2 separate regions of the Homo sapiens genome follow, and region 1 is linked to region 2. A link is an interaction called in ENCODE POLR2A ChIA-PET data of the cell type or tissue named here. Cell type or tissue: GM12878. All regions are shown on one strand. Each heading gives the region's core, and the rest is flanking DNA. Links, peaks and the distances in the headings are about the cores only. Region 1 overlaps DAP (death associated protein). Region 2 overlaps ANKRD33B (ankyrin repeat domain 33B).

Region 1 (8,234 bases), core at 1-8,000, 57 kb after region 2:
ACAGAGCACTTGGTTTTGCCTTAGATTTCCCAGCAGAGTAGGATTTGGGCGAAACTGCTGGTTCTCTCTGTCAGGGAAATACCAAGTGCAGCAGAGCCGGGGCCATGGGGCAGGCTGGTGGACTCCAGGCTCACTTGCGTGGCTGCTGGATGTGCTGGGTTCTTGGGGAAGGATGCTTGTCCATGGAGGCATGCGGCTTCTGGTGAGCCACCTGCGCAGCCGCCGGGGGGAAATCTTTGTCACCCTGTCAGGAAACACGGAAAGCTCAGGTTAATCAATAGGAAGCATGGGGTTTGTGGGTGAGGAAGCCCCAGGCCAGTGCCCACCAGCGTCCCTGCGGAAGGATAGCAATTGTGTGTGAGGAAGCCTCAGGCCAGCATCCACCAGCGTCCCTGTAGGAAGCATGGGGTTTGTATGTGAGGAAGCCCCAGGCCAGGGCCCACCAGCGCCCCTGCAGGAAGCATGGGGTTTGTATGTGAGGAAGCCCCAGGCCAGCGCCCACCAGCGTCCCTGCAGGAAGCATGGCGGTTGTATGTGAGGAACGTCCAGGCCAGCGCCCATCAACGTCCCTGCAGGAAGCATGGTGTTTGTGGGTGAGGAACCCCCAGGCCAGCACCCACCAGTGTCCCTGCAGGAAGCATGGTGTTTGTGGGTGAGGAACCCCCAGGCCAGCACCCACCAGTGTCCCTGCAGGAAGCATGGTGTTTGTGGGTGAGGAAGCCCCAGGCCAGCGCCCACCAGCGTCCCTGCAGGAAGCATGGGGTATGTATGTGAGGAAGCTCCAGGCCAGAGCCCACCAGCGTCCCTACAGGAAGCATGGCAGTTGTATGTGAGGAAGCCCCAGGACAGCGCCCAACAGAGTCCCTGCAGGAAGGATGGCGGTTGTATAAGAGGAAGCTCCAGGCCAGCACCCACCAGCGTTCCTACAGGAAGCATGGTGTTTGTGGGTGAGGAAGCCCCAGACCAGCGCCCACCAGCATCCCTGCAGGAAGCATGGCGGTTGTATATGAGGAAGCTCCAGGCCAGAGCCCACCAGCGTCGCTGTAGGAAGCATGGGGTTTGTATGTGTGGAAACTACAGGCCAGCAGCCACCAGCATCCCTGTAGGAAGCATGGTGTTTGTGGGTGAGGAAGCCCCAGGCCAACGCCCACCAGCGTCCCTGCAAGAAGCGTGGGGTTTGTATGTGAGGAAGTCCCAGGCCAGCACCCATCAGCGTCCCTGCAGGAAGCATGGTGTTTGTGGGTGAGGAAGCCCCAGACCAGTGCCCACCAGCGTCCCTGCAGGAAGCATGGGGTTTGTATGTGAGTAAGCCGAAGGCCAGCAGCAACCAGCCTCCCTGCAGGAAGCATGGGGTTTGTATGTGAGGAAGCCCCAGGCCAGCGTCCACCAGGGTCCCTGTAGGAAGCATGGCGGTTGTATATGAGGAAGCTCCAGGCCAGCGCCCACCAGTGTCGCTGGAGGAAGCATGGGGTTTGTGGGTGAGGAAGCCCCATACCAGCGTCCCTGCAGGAAGCATGGCAGTTGTATGTGAGGAAGCCCCAGGCCAGCACCCACCAGCTTCCCTGCAGGAAGCATGGGGTTTGTGGGTGAGGAAGCTCCAGGCCAGCGCCCACCAGCGTCCCTGCAGGAAGCATGGCAGTTGTATGTGAGGAAGCCCAGGCCAGCACCCACCAGCGTCCCTGCAGGGCAGGCGTGGACTGTGAATGGATAAAGGAAGGTGGAAGTCTGTCCCTTGTGGGTGTTAGGGGGCCTGGGCAATCAAAACCAGGGAATGGCAGGTGGCACTGAGGCCCACACACTGGCAGGACAGCAAGAATGCTCACTGGCTCTGCCCCATGCCGTGAGACACAGGAACATGCGACTCCCACAGAACTGACTTGGATGCTGCGGGGTTTCTTCTGCTACATCTGTATTTGTGACTATTTAAATTGGGGGCAGGACAGAACCAAATCCAGGATCTTAAGTTCAGATGTGCCACCACAGCTGTGAGCCAGGCCTGGGACGCTGGCTGGGAAGGAAATGCACAGGGCGCCTACGAGACAGAGCCAGGTTCGGCCTGTCCAGTCTCAGGAGGGACTCCCTATTTTCCAGAGGGATCAATGGGCTTCTGTGCCAACTGTGGGTGTGGCCAGGGTGGGGTCCACATGGGCAGGCTGGAGCCACACTTCTCTGGCTGGCAGGTTGGCTGGCTGCGGTCACAGCTCCACCAACAGTGGGCTGTCCCCAACACTGGCACTTTCTTCAGGCATCCTCTGATAAGAAAGTGAATGTTCTGAGAACAGCAGCCCTATGGACGGCAATACTGTGGGGTTCACTGCGGGGGTTTGCTGATGGGAGTTCACTGGTGGGAGGTCTGCGCTTAAGTCACAATGTTGGGTCTCACCAGACGGCGGCTCTGGAAAGGTAAAGGATGCGAGTCTGGCCTGCGGTCTGCAGAAGCAGCCTCTGGGGAAACGCGGCAATGAAGAGAGCCATGGCCACAGAGGAGATGAGCAGTGGTGCTGGGTTATTCCAGGTAGAGTTTAACAAAACCAGAAGCAACCAGGAGACTCCATGCTGCCATGCAAAAGCCTCAAACCCACCGCAGACACTCCCAGACTTACCCGGGCGATGACCCCAGAGATGAACACAGTGGGTTTAGGTGGACTGGAAAAAAAGAAGGGAAAAGGCAGATTTAACAAAACAGTCCACAACAGGGAACACGGTGGCAGACGATGTGTATGTGGATGAGCCAGGCTGGAGGGCGTGGAGGCAGAATGGGAAGCAAACCTCTCCTCTGCGTTATTTGTTGTAATGATCACACTACGGGGCTCGGGAGCCTCCTTCTCCTGAGGCTAGTTCAGCCCCAAGTACGAGAGAGAAACAGACTGCAGCCAACTGCGAGTGAATTGCCTTCAACCACTTTCTATTTGTGTTTTTTTTAGGGACAGGGTCTCTGTCACCCAGGCTGGAATGCAGAGGCACGATCATAGCTCACAGCAGCCTCCACCTCCTAGACTCAAGTGATCCTGCTTCAGTCTCCCGAGTAGCTGGGACAACAGGTGTGCAGCATCATACCTGGCTATTTTCTTTTATTTTTGTAGAGACAGGGTCTTGCTATGTTGCCCAGGCTAGTCTCAAACTCCTGGCCTCAAGCCATCCTTCCACCTTGGCCTCCCAAAGTGCTGGGATTACAGGGATGAGCCACTGTGCCCAGCCTATTTTTGTTTTTTGGTTAAATCAACACATTTTAACTATGGGCAAGCCCATTTATTTGGATTTAATGAGATCGTGAAACAGGCGCTTCCCTAAAGCAGGGGAGAAGTAGCTTTACATGGTGTGGACTTGGAGACTTTCTCACTGCCTCCTCAACCCTAGGCTTCCCCTTCCAGCGTCCTCACAGGGGAGATTCTAGAGCCAACACAAACCTCCCGTCCCCATCAATCCCTGAGCATTACAAATATAAGGTCCTTGGGAAACATGTCACCTCTTGACATGTTAACTCACACTGAGCTCACCTAAACTGCCGAGTATTGAGGGAATGGATGCAGTACCAAAGCAGTACAGCTCAGTGTGAAAAAACAGACAAGCCCAAACAGGCTCAAATCGCCAGCAGGTCTACCACCTGGAAACACACACTGTTAACGTGGGGCTATCCTCCCAGGCTTTCCTTCTATGGACAGATGTACGTGCTTGTCTTCTTATTAACTTTTTTCTTACAAAAATAGTTATACTGTTTTGTAATCTGCCTTCTGAACTAAGGCTATGGCAAGCATCTCTCCATGTAATTATATACTCTTCTGTACACTTATTTTTTATGGCTACGTGTGCCATAATTTAAAAACATCAGGACACAGTTTGAGGTAGTGGACAAGGTGTGTGCACTTCCAAATGCCTCCACCAAGAGGTACAGACACCCAAGACCTGGAGGTGAATACAAGGTCAGCCCAGCTGGGACAGCGCGATCGATCGGGGACACTCACGGAGGTGGGTGGAGGGGAAGCATCTCCCTCTTAGTTCAGTTTTGCTTAAGGCCAGTCCTGCTGGGTAGAGGGGGTAGAATTTATCCCCTGAGCTCACCAGCCTGTCTCTTCCCAGCTCTGCTTCTCCTCTGCTGCCAGTGGTCTTTTTTAAGGAATCCACTTGTCTTAGCTTTGTTTTGCTGCAGTCAAAAGTCCCAGCATTCCGAAAGTTCACTGACTGTTTACTTCCCCAAAGAGTTTACCAAAAACACCTGAAATTCCCCCAAGTAATTTCTGTTACTTCGCGACATTAAGAAACTTCAAGTTTTACTAAGCAGCACAGAGATGCCCCATACATTACCTTGGTTTTATTTAGTGTTTGTTGTGTGGTTACCCAGGTTGGATTTTTTTCCCCTTCCTTTACGTACATGATTTAGCTATAGGATTAATAGTCGGCCAGAAATGAGTAAGCTCAGCTCAAGTTTAAAAGTCCCGCCACGTGGTATAACTGAATTCATTTGGATTCTTAAAGCACATCCTGCTGTGATGGCTGATACCATCCACAGGGGAGGGCTTCCAGGGATTCAGGGCCAAGGAGTTTGCATCCAAAGCTCAGGAACTGTGGTCTGAATTCTAACATTTTAGAAAAGATTTGGAAAGGAATACACAAATGGCAGCACAAAGTTTCTTAACGTCGTTTGGAATGTTCTTTTAAACATCTAGGAACAGCCTGAAGCAGGGATGGCCCCACTCTGGTAGCGAATCATATAGTATCATCTTCAACAAGGCACAGCCGTCTTTCCGTAGCAGGAGTGCACAGTGGCTTCCACTGTCTCCATGTCCTATTTGTTTTTTAACCTGCTGAGGCTCTGAAAGGCGGAAATGCAGGACATCACCCCACTCCAGAAACTTGATATAAAATGTCATCCATAGAGAGTCAATCTAGTAAGAATACATGCATAATAAAGGGAATTAGCTTCCTCACCAAACTGAGCCCTAAAAGGTGGCTGAGGAAGCTTGAGTAATTATATACATATATAAACACCCTCCCCTCTACAGACACACACACACACAAACAAACACCTTGTTTTATGGCATCTGCTTATCGCACTTCACAGGTAATGTGTTTCTTTAGGAATTGAAGGTTTGTGGCAACTCTGCATAAGCAAGTCTATGGGTGTCCATCTTCATTATTATTATGTCTGTTACAGTGATCTGTGGTCATTGATCTTTGATGTTACTACTGTAATTGTTTTGGGGCACCACGAACCGTGCCCATATAAGATGGTAAACTTAATCAATACTTGTCATATGTGTTCTGACAGTTCTACTGACCAGCCATTCCCTGTCTCTCTCCTTCTCTTCAGGCCTCCCTATTCCCTGAGACATAGCAATATTGAAATTAGGGCAATTAACAACTCTACAATGGTCTATAATGGCCTGGAAGTATTCAAGTGAAAGGAAGAGTTGCATGTCTCTCACTTTCAATCAAAAGCTAGAAATGACCCAGCTTAGCGAGGAAGACATGTCGGAAGCTCAGACAGGCTGGTCTCTTGCACCAAATAGCCAAGTTGTGAATGCAAAGGAAGAGTTATGGGAGAAAATTAAAAATGCTACTCCAGTGAGCACTGGAGTGAGTGACAAGGAAGTAAAAGAGCATTATTGTTGATATGGAGAAAGTTCGAGTGGTCTGGATAAAAGACAAGCCACAACATTCCCTTAAGCCAAAGTCTAATCTAGAGAAAGGCCCTAACTCCCTTCAGTTCTATGAAGGCTAAGAGAGGTGAGGAAGCTGCAGAAGAAAAGATGGAAACTAGCAGAGGTTGGTTCATGAGGTTTAAGGAAAGAAGCCATCTCCAGAAGATAAAAGTGCAAGGTGAAGCAGCAACTGCTGAGGAAGAAGCTGCAGCAAGTTCTCCAGAAGATCTAGCTAAGATCATTGATGAAAGTGGCCACACTAAACAACAGATTTTCAATGTTGACAAAACAGCCTTTTATTGGAAAAAGATGTCATCTAGGACTTACACAGCTAGAGAGGGAAGTCAATGACTGGTTTCAAAGCTTCCAAGGGCAGGCTGACTCTTAGTAGGGACTAATGCAGCTGATGACTTTAATTTGAAGCCAATGCTCATTTACCATTCCAAACATCCTAGGGCCCTTACGAATTACATAAAATCTACTCTGTCTGTGCTCTATACATGGGATGACAGAGCCTGGATGACGGCACATTGGTTTACATCAAGGTTTACTGCTTATTTTAAGCCCACTGTTGAGACCTACTGCTCAGAAAAAAAGATTCCTTTCAAAGTATTACTGCTGATTTATAATGCTCCTGGCCACCCAAGACCAAGTATACAAGGAGATTAATGTTGTTTTCATGTCTGCTAAAACAACATTCATTCTGCAACCCATGGATCAAGAAGTAATTTTGACTTTCAAGTCTTATTATTTAAGAAATAAGTAATTCCACTGGTAGATTTGGGCAAAGTAAATTGAAAACCTTCTGGAAAGAATTTACTACTATAGATGCCACTAAGAATACTCATGATTCATGGGAGGAGGTCAAAATATCAATATTAACAGGAGTTTGGAAGAAGCTGATTCCAACCCTCATGGGTAACTTTGAGGGGGTTCAAGACTTCACTGGAGGAACTAACTGCAGATGTGGTGAAAACAGCAAGAGAACTAGGATTAGAAGTGGAGCCTGAAGATGGAACTGAATGGCTGCAATCTTGTGATTAAAATCCTCAGGGATGAGGAGTTGCTTCTCATGGATGAGCAAAGAAAGTGATTTCTTGAGCTGGAATCTACACCTGGTGAAGATGCTGTAAACACTGAAAATAACAACAAAGGATATAGAATATTATATAAACTTAATTGATAAAGCAGTGGCAGGGTTTGAGATGACTGACTCCATTTTTGAAAGAAGTTCTACCATGGGTAAAATGCTATCAAACAACATTGTATGCTGCAGAGAAATCTTTCTTTCCTGAAAGGAAGAGTTGATCTATGTTCTATGTCACAAACTTCATTGTTGTCTTTTTTTTTTTTTTTTTTTTTTTACAGAGGGAGAGGGTCTCACTCTGTTGCCCAGGCTGGAGTACAGTGGTGTGATCTCTGCTCACTGCAACCTCTACCTCCCAGGTTCAAGTGATTCTCATGCCTCAGCCTCCAGAGTAGCTGGGATTACAGGCACACACCACCATGCCTGGCTAATTTTTGTATTTTTAGTAGAGACAGGGTTTTGTCACGTTTGCCAGGCTGGTCTCGAACTCCTGGCCTCAAGTGATCTACCCACCTTGACCTCCGAAAGTGCTAGGATTGCAGGCATGAGCCATCACACCTGGCCTGTTGTCTTATTTTAAGAAACTGCCACAGCCACTCCAACCTTCAGCAACCACCACCCCAATCAGTCAGCAGCCATCAACACTGAGGCAAGACCCTCTACCAACAAAAAGACTGAGCCTCACTGAAGGCTCAGATGATCATTAGCATACAGAATTTTTAAATTTTTAAAATTTTAAATTAAGTTATGCATTGTTTTTTAGACGTAATGCTACTGTACACTTAATAGGCTACAGTGGAGGGTAAACATAACTTTTATATGCACTGTGAAACCAAAAAGTTGTGGGACTCACTTTATCACAATATTTGCTTTATTATGGTGGCCTGGAGCAGACCCTGCAATATCTCTGAGGTCTGCCTGTACATATTCATTATTGAAACGCAGACAAGCAAAACAAGTTAAAATCACTTGTACTTCTGTATTACTGTACGTGTGTATTTATAAAGATTGACACACACACACAACTACTGTCCCATCACAACTGCTGAATGGCCATGGAGACTCTGGAGGCTAAAGGAGATCCCCAGCAATGAGGGTGGTCTACCCTGTGAGTACGCCACCCTTTGCAGAGGTGGAGTGGAACTCCAGGACGCAGAGGCGCCATCCAGCAGTAGGGCGCCAGCCTGGAGAGGCCTCCATGTTGGGTGTTCCTGACAGGCTCCTTGGTTGAGCCCAGCCCCACTGTGTAGTAGCTGCCACGTGAGGCTCTCGGGGGACCTGGCTATCAGGAATCTGTCTCCAGCACTGGTCCCCTGTGTGCACTGAGGACGGGAGTCTGGAGCCCAGGGGCCTGCCACAGTCCCGCCCTTCCTCCCTGCCCTCGGTGCTCCTCAGAGGTGCTGTCCTCTGGGCGTCTCCTGCATTGATCACGACAAGGGTGGGGTTCTATGCCTCGAGTATGTACCCGGAGAAATGTGTGTGAACAGTGATGATATGAGATCATGACA
Region 2 (8,393 bases), core at 295-8,294:
CATTGCCGGAATTTTGCAGGGTTCACTGAATTAGGTGTAATACCCCATCCTCCTCATCAACAGAGGCCTGTCCCTGCCATCTTCCTTAAGGAACAGAAATTGGGTGGTGTCCCTCGATGGTTCTAGTCACACTCCTGGCTTCTCTCTGTTGCCTTTGGTCACAGATGGTGTCTTCATCTGCTTAGGCTGTGATAAAGGAAATAAGCAGCTCTCTGGGGCCTCTTTTGTGAGGGCACTAATCCCACCACGAGGACCCCTCCGTCAGGACCTAATCACCTCCGAAAGCCACCTGCTGTAGTGTCATCCTGGAGGCAGGATTTTCGCACAGGAATTTCGGAGGACAGAAACATTCAGACTGTGGCAGGTGGGAAGCTGGATAGGAGGGAAGATTCCTGTGTTCTCAGCTCTCTTGGGAGCTGGCCCACCCAGGGGTAGCCGTGCTGCCAGACAGAGCTGGAGTCCAAGTCAGGTAGCAGGATCGGGTGGCCGGGGTATGTACCAGGGTCTGGGCTATCCTGAGGGCAGCATCACAGCTGGAAACCTGCCTGGGTGGACAGGAGGAGGCGGGCAGAGGCCTCAGCCATTATCCTGCTTCCTCCACTTGGCCTGGCTGATGTTCTTGGAGGCTGATTTTAAAATACAATACACAGTGTTTGGGGGGAAAATGACCCCACATGAGCAAGGAAATTAGAGGTGAATACCTCTTCCACCTCACTGTCAGCCCTCTCTTCAGTCTGCTCTCTGGAGATAACTGTTGTTAATGATTTGATGCCTAGATGGGTTTACTCTGCCTTTTCAATTTAAATAAAATCATTATTATAATGTATTTTTTCTTTACTTCTTGTTTTCTTTCGTTCTTTCTTTCTTTTCTTTTTTTTTTTTTTTTTGAGTCTGAGTCTTGCTCTATCGCCCAGGCTGGGGTGCAGTGGCACAATCTCAGCTCTCTACAACCTCTGCTTCCCAGGTTCAAGCGATTCTCTTGCCTCAGCCTCCCGAGTAGCTGAGATTATAGGCGCCAGTCACCGTGCCCAGCTACTTCTTGTATTTTCAGCAGAGGCGGGGTTTCACCATGTAGGCCAGACTGGTTTTGAACTCCTGACCTCAAGTGATCCGCCCACCTTGGCCTCCCAAAGTGCTGGAATTACAGGCGTGAGCCGCCGGGCCTGGCCTTTTTTTTCTTTTTTACTGGCTTTTGTTATCTTCCCCTACTTACTGATTTGCTTGAGCTCTCTGTGGCCGCCACTGTGTGCACCCACCCTCTGGCCTGGGCTCTGATCCCTGGACACCCAACCTAGGCTGCTGCCTGAGGCTTTGGGACTGAATTGTTGAGGTTGCATACGGAGGCAGAGGGGAGAGGGACTTTACACCATTTAAACAAACACAGATTAAAAAGCTTCCTTGTGTGTGTCTTAATTGCCTCAATGTGCCGAAGAGATTTTCCCTAATTTCTTTCTGAACCTCCAGGGGCTGCCCCTGTCCCCATGGGCATAGTTTCCTTAGACACTGGCTCCCAATCTTGCGCCTCCGGCGTCAGCATCACCTGGGCTGGCTCATGTGAGCATTAACACAGATCTGGTGGAAACACAGACTGCCAGGCCCTGCCCCTGGAGTCTTTCTTTGAATAGGCCTGGGGTGGGGCCCAAGAATGAGCAGATCAACAGGTTTCCTGGTGAGGCTGATGCCACTGGCCCAGGGACCCCACATTGAGGATGGAGAGCTTTGAAGATTTTATGCCTGATGACGGCAAAGGACCCCTCTCAGTGGGCACTGAAGACCAGCAGAGTCACAGACCCCACGAGAGATGTTGTCAGACAGACACAGAGGCATCACGGAATTAAAGTGAAAATGAGGAAGGCAGGTGAGCATGTGTTCATGACTTTCCTGTGCTGTTTTGCCAAAGAGGCTGTTTAGGCCCAATCAGGTGATGTCCCATTTTAATCAATTTCATAACCAGTTTTATTTCTTTGATGATTTGTTAATTTCAAAAGCTGTCCATGCATATTTGCTTACAGCCAAAAATGACTACAAAAGTATTATCAGGGAGGAAGAAAAAGATCCCTTCTCTGTCTTCCAAATATTCCAGCTCCCTTATCAGCACTCAGGAGTCACCTCTTCAGACCTCATTCAGTCCTTTCCAAACACACACGTATGTATGTGCGCTTTGTATTCACATGACTGGGCTAGTGCTGTTGAGACTGTGTTTTTAGTGGTTTTGTTCACATGGTTATTAATCTAGAAGCTCCTGCTGTGTCGGTGTCCCTGAGCCCTGCCAGGCGCTCGTAGCCCTGCCTTCCTGCACGGGGATGTGTGGCTCATGCCCGGTTCCCCACCAAGACTTCAAATTTGAGAGGCTGCGTTATGACTGGCCTTCACTCACTGTGGTGGACCCGGCTCTTAGGCCAGTCCTTGAACATGAAGTACTTGCTTCTTAAATATTTGTTGGAAAAGAGGATATTGTGTAAAATGCATGAACCGTGGTATACTTAACTGTCCCAGTTACTGGACAGGTGGGCTTTTGAGTTAATCAACGGCAGCAAGGCTGTAGTGAAGTCTTTGGATCTGGGGTGCATCTCTGAGGACAGCGTGTTAGGATCCTGGCAGCTTGAAGCATGTTGAGTGACAGGTGGTCTCAGAGGGCTGAACAGAGGAGTTGATGAGGGCCTGTCAATTACGGGGGGAAGGGTAGAGTTAAGGGAACCAACATTGAAAGGATTAAGGGGAGGGACTCTGCAGAGAGTGACCCAGGCCAAGAAGCTGGAACCCGAGAGGCAGCCTCGGCCTAGAACCCGAGTGACACAGGCCAAGAAGCTGGAACCCGAGAGGCAGCCTCGGCCTAGAACCGCAGCCAGGGGCCGGAGTGGGAGGCAGGGCCAGATGTCCCGCTCCTTCCACCCTGGTCCCCTGCTGAGCCAACCCAGAAACCTCATTGGGGCGGAAACTGGGCAGGTGCTGTTGGTGCAGGTCAGCTTCCTAGGCCGAAAGCAGGGCAAGGAAGAGGAGAAGCAATGTGCAGACACACTCTTAGAACAGAATTGCTTCAGCAAGGGCTGTGCCTGTTTTAAGTGTATGCAGCTGCCAAGTGGTCTTTAGAAAGCTGTGGCGATTTCTCCTTTCCCCTGAGTGTCCAAGAGTGTTCTTGCAAGCCCTGGCTGAGATCAGTCTTTTCAGTATTTCCCTACTCAAATGAACCAAAACTCTGGTTTTCAGTTGTATTTCCCCAGCTCTCTTTTGAGCCTAGTACCTGTTAGGATGCTTTTGGCTTCAACCACAAGGACACTGCCTTCTCTTGCAACACAAGACATCTGCGGGCGATGTTGCAGGGTTGCTTCACTGAGTAGCTGGGTGATGCTGGGACCTAGAGCCACTTCTCAGAAATACATTCGCCTTTTCCTTCATGGTCCCAAGGTGGCCCCAGCTGCTAGAAGTGCCACGGCTTCACGTTGCAACACTCAGGGACATCAAGGAAGAGGAGCAAATCCCTGTCGGCGTTTCCCTTTATAAGACAGGAAAACATTTCCAGAAGGCTCCAGCAGAGTATCGTTGCCATCTCACCAACCAGGGTTGCGTCACAAGCCCGTGCCAAACCAGTGATGGAGGATGGCTTGTGTAGACAGCAGTCGCACTAAGCAGAATCAGCATTGTGAAGCGCAATCTTAAAGCAACCATATGTTTATATTATTTGCTATGGCAACTGGGTTGGTTGTCTGAGAGTTGGAAGCTCTGGGTTTCTGGAGGACACAGCATTTATGAGTACGAATTCGGATGCAAATGCCTTCATCTGCCTTTTGAGTGTTCTCTAAAAAGTCTAATTTCCTCGGCTATTTAATGCACAATAAAAATACAGCCAAATCTGTACTAGGTCTGTAAATGGAGAGAACGTTTGAAAATAAATCCCCATGTAATCCCTAAGTCTCATTTAGCCAGTCATTTCAACTTTCACCACCGCTCCACTAACAAAAATAAAATAAGATAACCAAAGAAAGGAACAAGAAGTCCCATGGATAGAGTTGTGTGTTTATTTCTGTTTCCTTGTTGTGCTTTAACAGAATAGCATGGACGTGGTAAAGTGAGGAAACGCCAGGGGTCTCTTTGAGCTGGTGATGGGATACAGCACGTGAAGCTTGTTTTGGGTATAAGGAACCTCTGATGTGTGCTTGCAACTTGTTATTTCTTGCATTTAATTGTAAAATTCTGAGGCTACGTGCTGAGAGCCAGCCTGGCAGGATGCTGCCCGGGGACGGGGACAGAACGGGAGGGATTCTCAGGGGCAGCTGTGGGTTTGGGCTGCGGGGGAGCCCTGGTTCCTGAGCTGAATCGGGGAGAGTCCCAGTTCAGAGGAGAATTTATGACTTGGTCAGAACCCAGGAACAATGCCTCTTCATGTTATTTATCTTATTTTATTAGCAGTGCACACGATCACGATCTTAGTGTGATCTCATTGTGATGTTCATGTTGTTTTGAAGTGCTTCCTTTTTTCTCAGTTTATACCGTTTCAAATAAGAGAGTAGAACTTGGTGAGTCTCGGTTTCCCAGCGTTGCCTTATCTTTTCCTGTGAGCTTTTCTGAGCTCTTCTGATTGGCCATGGCAGCGCCACACCCCTGCCCGCTGGCCAGCCAGGAGGGCTCCTCAGCCAGCTTGGGGCTTGCCTGGCTCCTCCTTCAGACCCCTGCCTGCCCTGCAAAGAGCAGGGATGCTGCCCTCCCCTACTAACCCTGCCCCTCCATCTGCATGGTAAATGCCTTATGCTAAGAATTCCTGGAGTCTGTTCATGCCGCGTGGCTGGTATGATGTCATATTTCCAAAGCCGACAGCTCCCTCTACTGGCCTGGTCTGGAGAACTGCAGTTTGAGTGCCTTGAGTCAGTCAATCTTAGACAACCCAATTCTGTAACATTTTCCAATTTTTAGAGCAGTTTGTGTTTATTGCCTGTTTTTTTTAGATGGAGTTTTGCTCTTGTTGCCCAGGCTGGAGTGCAATGATGTGATCTTGGCTCACTGCAATCTCCGCCTCCCGGGTTCAAGTGATTCTCCTGCCTCAGCCTCCTGAGTAGCTGGGATTACAGGTGCCTGCCACTACGCCCAGCCAATTTTTTGTATTTTTAGTAGAGACGGGGTTTCACCATGTTGGCCAGGCTGGTATCGAACTCCTGATCTCAGGTCATCCACCCACTTCGGCCTCCCAAAGTGCTGGGATTACAGGCGTGAACCATTGCGCTCGGCCAGCCCAGCTAATTTTTATTTTTTGAGATGGGATCTTGCCATGTTGCCCAGGCTTGTATCTAACTCCTAAGCTCAAGTGATCCTCTAGCCTCAGCCTCCCTGGCCTCTTCGGGCCTTGGCCTCTCTGCTGGGATTACAGGCACGAGCCACCTTGCCCACCCTGATACTTTCAATAAATAAACTTTTCCCAAAGGAGTGGTAGGAATGTTTCAGCCTTTTCATCTAATGCATATTTATTGAGCACCCCAGAGCATGCAGTCAGTTGGAAGTTTTAAGCATGTGAGCTGGGTAACGAGGGCTGTGGCGGCTGTGGGAACCCATATATGCATGGGAACGTGGACGATGAGACACCGTGGGTCAAGGGGCACCAGGGAAGACCTGGAGTTGGAAGGGATGGCTCATCAGGTCACCAAGTAAAAAGAGGAGGCAGAATATTCCAGGTAGAGGGACTCCTTGTGCAGAGGCCACTAGATTAGAGGAAGTGTGGCTCATGAGTGAATTACACGGAATGCTGGCTGTTTGACCATAAAGTGGATTGGGAGGGCATTGGCGGTGAGAGCTGAGGGTGAAGAGGTAAAAACCAGCTCATTGAAGAGTTGAGACCTCATCTAAAGAGCAGAGCCCATGGAGAGTTTCGGATGAGTAGTGGGGATGGTCAGAGGCCCCTGTTGGTGTCACCGTGCTGCTGGTGTGGAGAATGAATGGGGGCAGAAGTGGGACAAAGGAGGCTAGTCAGGACAGGAGCTGTGGCCCCATGGGGACGTGGTAGCCCAGGTCAGGGATGGAGAAACAAAGACAGTTTTAGGAAATTTAAACTTTTTTTTGTAGAGATGAGGTCTTGCCATGCTGCCTATGCTGGTCTCAAATTCCCGTGCTCAAGTGATGTCAGAGGTGCAGTTGGCAGAATGTGGTGATTGCTTGGGTGAGGGAGGATGTGGAGGGCTTGAGACTGAGTCCAGCCGTCTGGCTTGGGTGATGGGGTGACTGGTGGTGTTCATCACTGAATAAGGGATGTGGGAGAGGAGTAGCTTCGGAGGAAAGATGTTTTGGGTTTGATGCATTGAGTTTGTAGGATACCCATGATGAAATACTCAGTAGACAGATACTCAGGTAAAAAACTGAAGAAAAGAGATAGAACTGGAAAGAGTTGATGTGGAAGCTTTAGAGCTGAAACTTGGATCCACAGGAGTGTATAGGATCACCAAAGGAGAGTGTATGAGATAAGGAGGGGGCTTAGCAGGCAGCTGAGGAACAGCAGCATTTCAGGAAGGAGAGAACAGGAGCTCAGAATGTTGAGAGGGCGGAAAATCAGAAGGGTGAGCATCTGCATGTCCATGGAAAGAGCGTGTTTCAGAAAGGATGAAAGAGAGGAGTGAGTGGGAAATGCTGGGGAGATGTTGAATGTGATGAGAACTGACAAATCACCACTGAGTCTCATTGTAAGAAGGTCACTGGGGACTGCTGGGGGTGGTTTCAGCAAAGTCAGAGAGTGTCATTAGCAACAGTGAGAGTAGATGGATCTGGAATTGGACTGAAGCGGAGTTGAATGGTTGATGGAGGGTGGCGGGAACATGAAGACGGCCCACAGGGGTTGCTGTGAGTCACATATGCTTTTAAGATGAGAGACCCTTGAGCATGCATGTCAGCTAGTTATTGCTGTGTAACAAACAACTCCCATGCTCTGGGATGTTTTTATTGCTTATGCATCTGTGGATGGGCTGGGGATCTGTTGATCTAAACTGTCCTTGCTCAAGTCTGTGGGCAAGTCGGGGACCTGTTCTTGGGCACTTCGGCTGGGGCAGCTCTGCTGCATGCATTACTCATCCTCTTCCTGGGAGCAGCGAGCCAGCCTGGGCATGCTCTTCTTGGGGAGACAGCTGAGGCACAAACATGCATGAAAGTCTGGATAAGTACATTTCAACCTTCTGCTTCCATCACGCCTGCAAACATCCCATCGGCCAAGGTTCCACTAGACAGAGAACTGGGAAGTCACTTAACAAAGGGCAGTGTGAAGAAGATGGGCCATTAGTGCATTGTAGGAACTAAGGGCCTTCTGAAGGTTCACTAAAATCAACTTGCAAAAGGCAGGTGAATAAGAGAAGAGGCATACAAAAGAGGCCATGTTCCCATAACATGCGTACATGGGAGCCTTCGGAATGAAAACCCAAAAATGCAGGAGGAATTTTCCATTTTTCTGCTTAGGTTCAACAAAGTGTGGACAGTTATGTAGAAATATAGTTGGACAGGCCAGGCACGGTGGCTCATGCCTAGAATCCCAGCACTTTGGGAGGCTGAGGCAGGAGAATGGCTTGAACCCAGGAGGCTGAGGTTGCAGTGAGCCAAGGTCGCGCCACTGCACTCCAGCCTAGGTGACAGAGTGAGACTGTGTCAAAAAAAAAAAAAAAAGAAGAAGAAATATAATGCTAATAAATAGACTGAGTGGGGAAACCCCACAGGCCTGCCTGTCTCCTCGATTCTTCTAGGTTTCTCTGAGCAGCACTTCTTCCTTCTGGGAGTGACTCTCCCTGGAACAGGGGTCTTATGACCTACAGTCGGACATGGCAAGTCAGATAATTTCTTTATGTTAGGGCAGTATTTTTAGGTTTTAGGGAACCTTTAGGCTGGCCTTAGGGAAAAGGGGTTCTGGTTTCAAAGATCTGCCTTGGGGAAGAGGGATTCCAGTTTGGATGGCTGGCCTCAGGGAAGAAGGGACTGAGACATGGGAGGGCAGGAGGGCAGAGAGAAACCTTTGCTTCTGAGGCCTTCACTGTGGGGTATTGCTTTCTGAGCCCCAACAGCATTCTGAGGGAAGTGGGTCTGCAAGGAATGAGAGGTTGATGAGAAACAGGAGGGATCTGATAAATATTCCACAGCAGTGGGCAGGGAGTGGCTGTCAAGCACAGGAGGGGAGGAGCAGGGATAAGCCTCCTTCAGCAAGAGGAGAATCCCCTGCGTTTTCAATAGGAAAAGTGAACTGAGGATTGACGAGGTTCATAAACTTGGAAAGAAGAGCTTTCTTCTCATAAAGGGTTGCAGCCTGCAGGGTGGCTATTGTGGCAGGGAAGCAGCGCCTCTGGCCAGAAGCCAGAAACAGACCCTTCCAGGGGCAGAAGAACAAGACAGAAGAACAATGCATGCTGAAGGAGGTGGCTCAATACACATATTCCATAAGC

The links. Peaks named below come from ENCODE experiments on the same cell type or tissue, not always from the same donor. Only the 100,000 strongest peaks of a DNase experiment are listed, where the experiment ranks them.
Region 1: POLR2A ChIA-PET joins it to region 2 with 10 read pairs; 2 of 35 experiments call an interaction of 5 or more read pairs at or near these places.

What each region holds. Positions count from the first base shown.
Region 1 is chr5:10,680,926-10,689,159 of GRCh38, forward strand. It overlaps DAP (death associated protein), which reads right to left. Exons shown (of 4, transcript NM_004394.3): 3 at 2,604-2,646; 4 at 1-244. The coding sequence ends at 131. Among named protein-coding and RNA genes, the nearest start is that of DAP-DT, 76 kb to the right of the region's middle. RefSeq lists enhancers at 820-1,320, 3,820-3,899, 4,000-4,309. In GM12878, for the core only: no CTCF peak of the experiment used is centred there; a DNase peak (open chromatin) is centred at 4,306; H3K4me3 peaks cover 1,265 bases; H3K27ac peaks cover 3,009 bases.
Region 2 is chr5:10,623,261-10,631,653 of GRCh38, forward strand. All of the region lies in intron 2 of ANKRD33B (ankyrin repeat domain 33B), which reads left to right. Among named protein-coding and RNA genes, the nearest start is that of ANKRD33B, 63 kb to the left of the region's middle. RefSeq lists enhancers at 4,334-4,613, 4,634-4,683, 8,115-8,254, 8,242-8,393, 8,285-8,364. In GM12878, for the core only: a CTCF peak has its summit at 4,811 (motif pointing left); a DNase peak (open chromatin) is centred at 4,631; H3K4me3 peaks cover 1,765 bases; H3K27ac peaks cover 5,024 bases.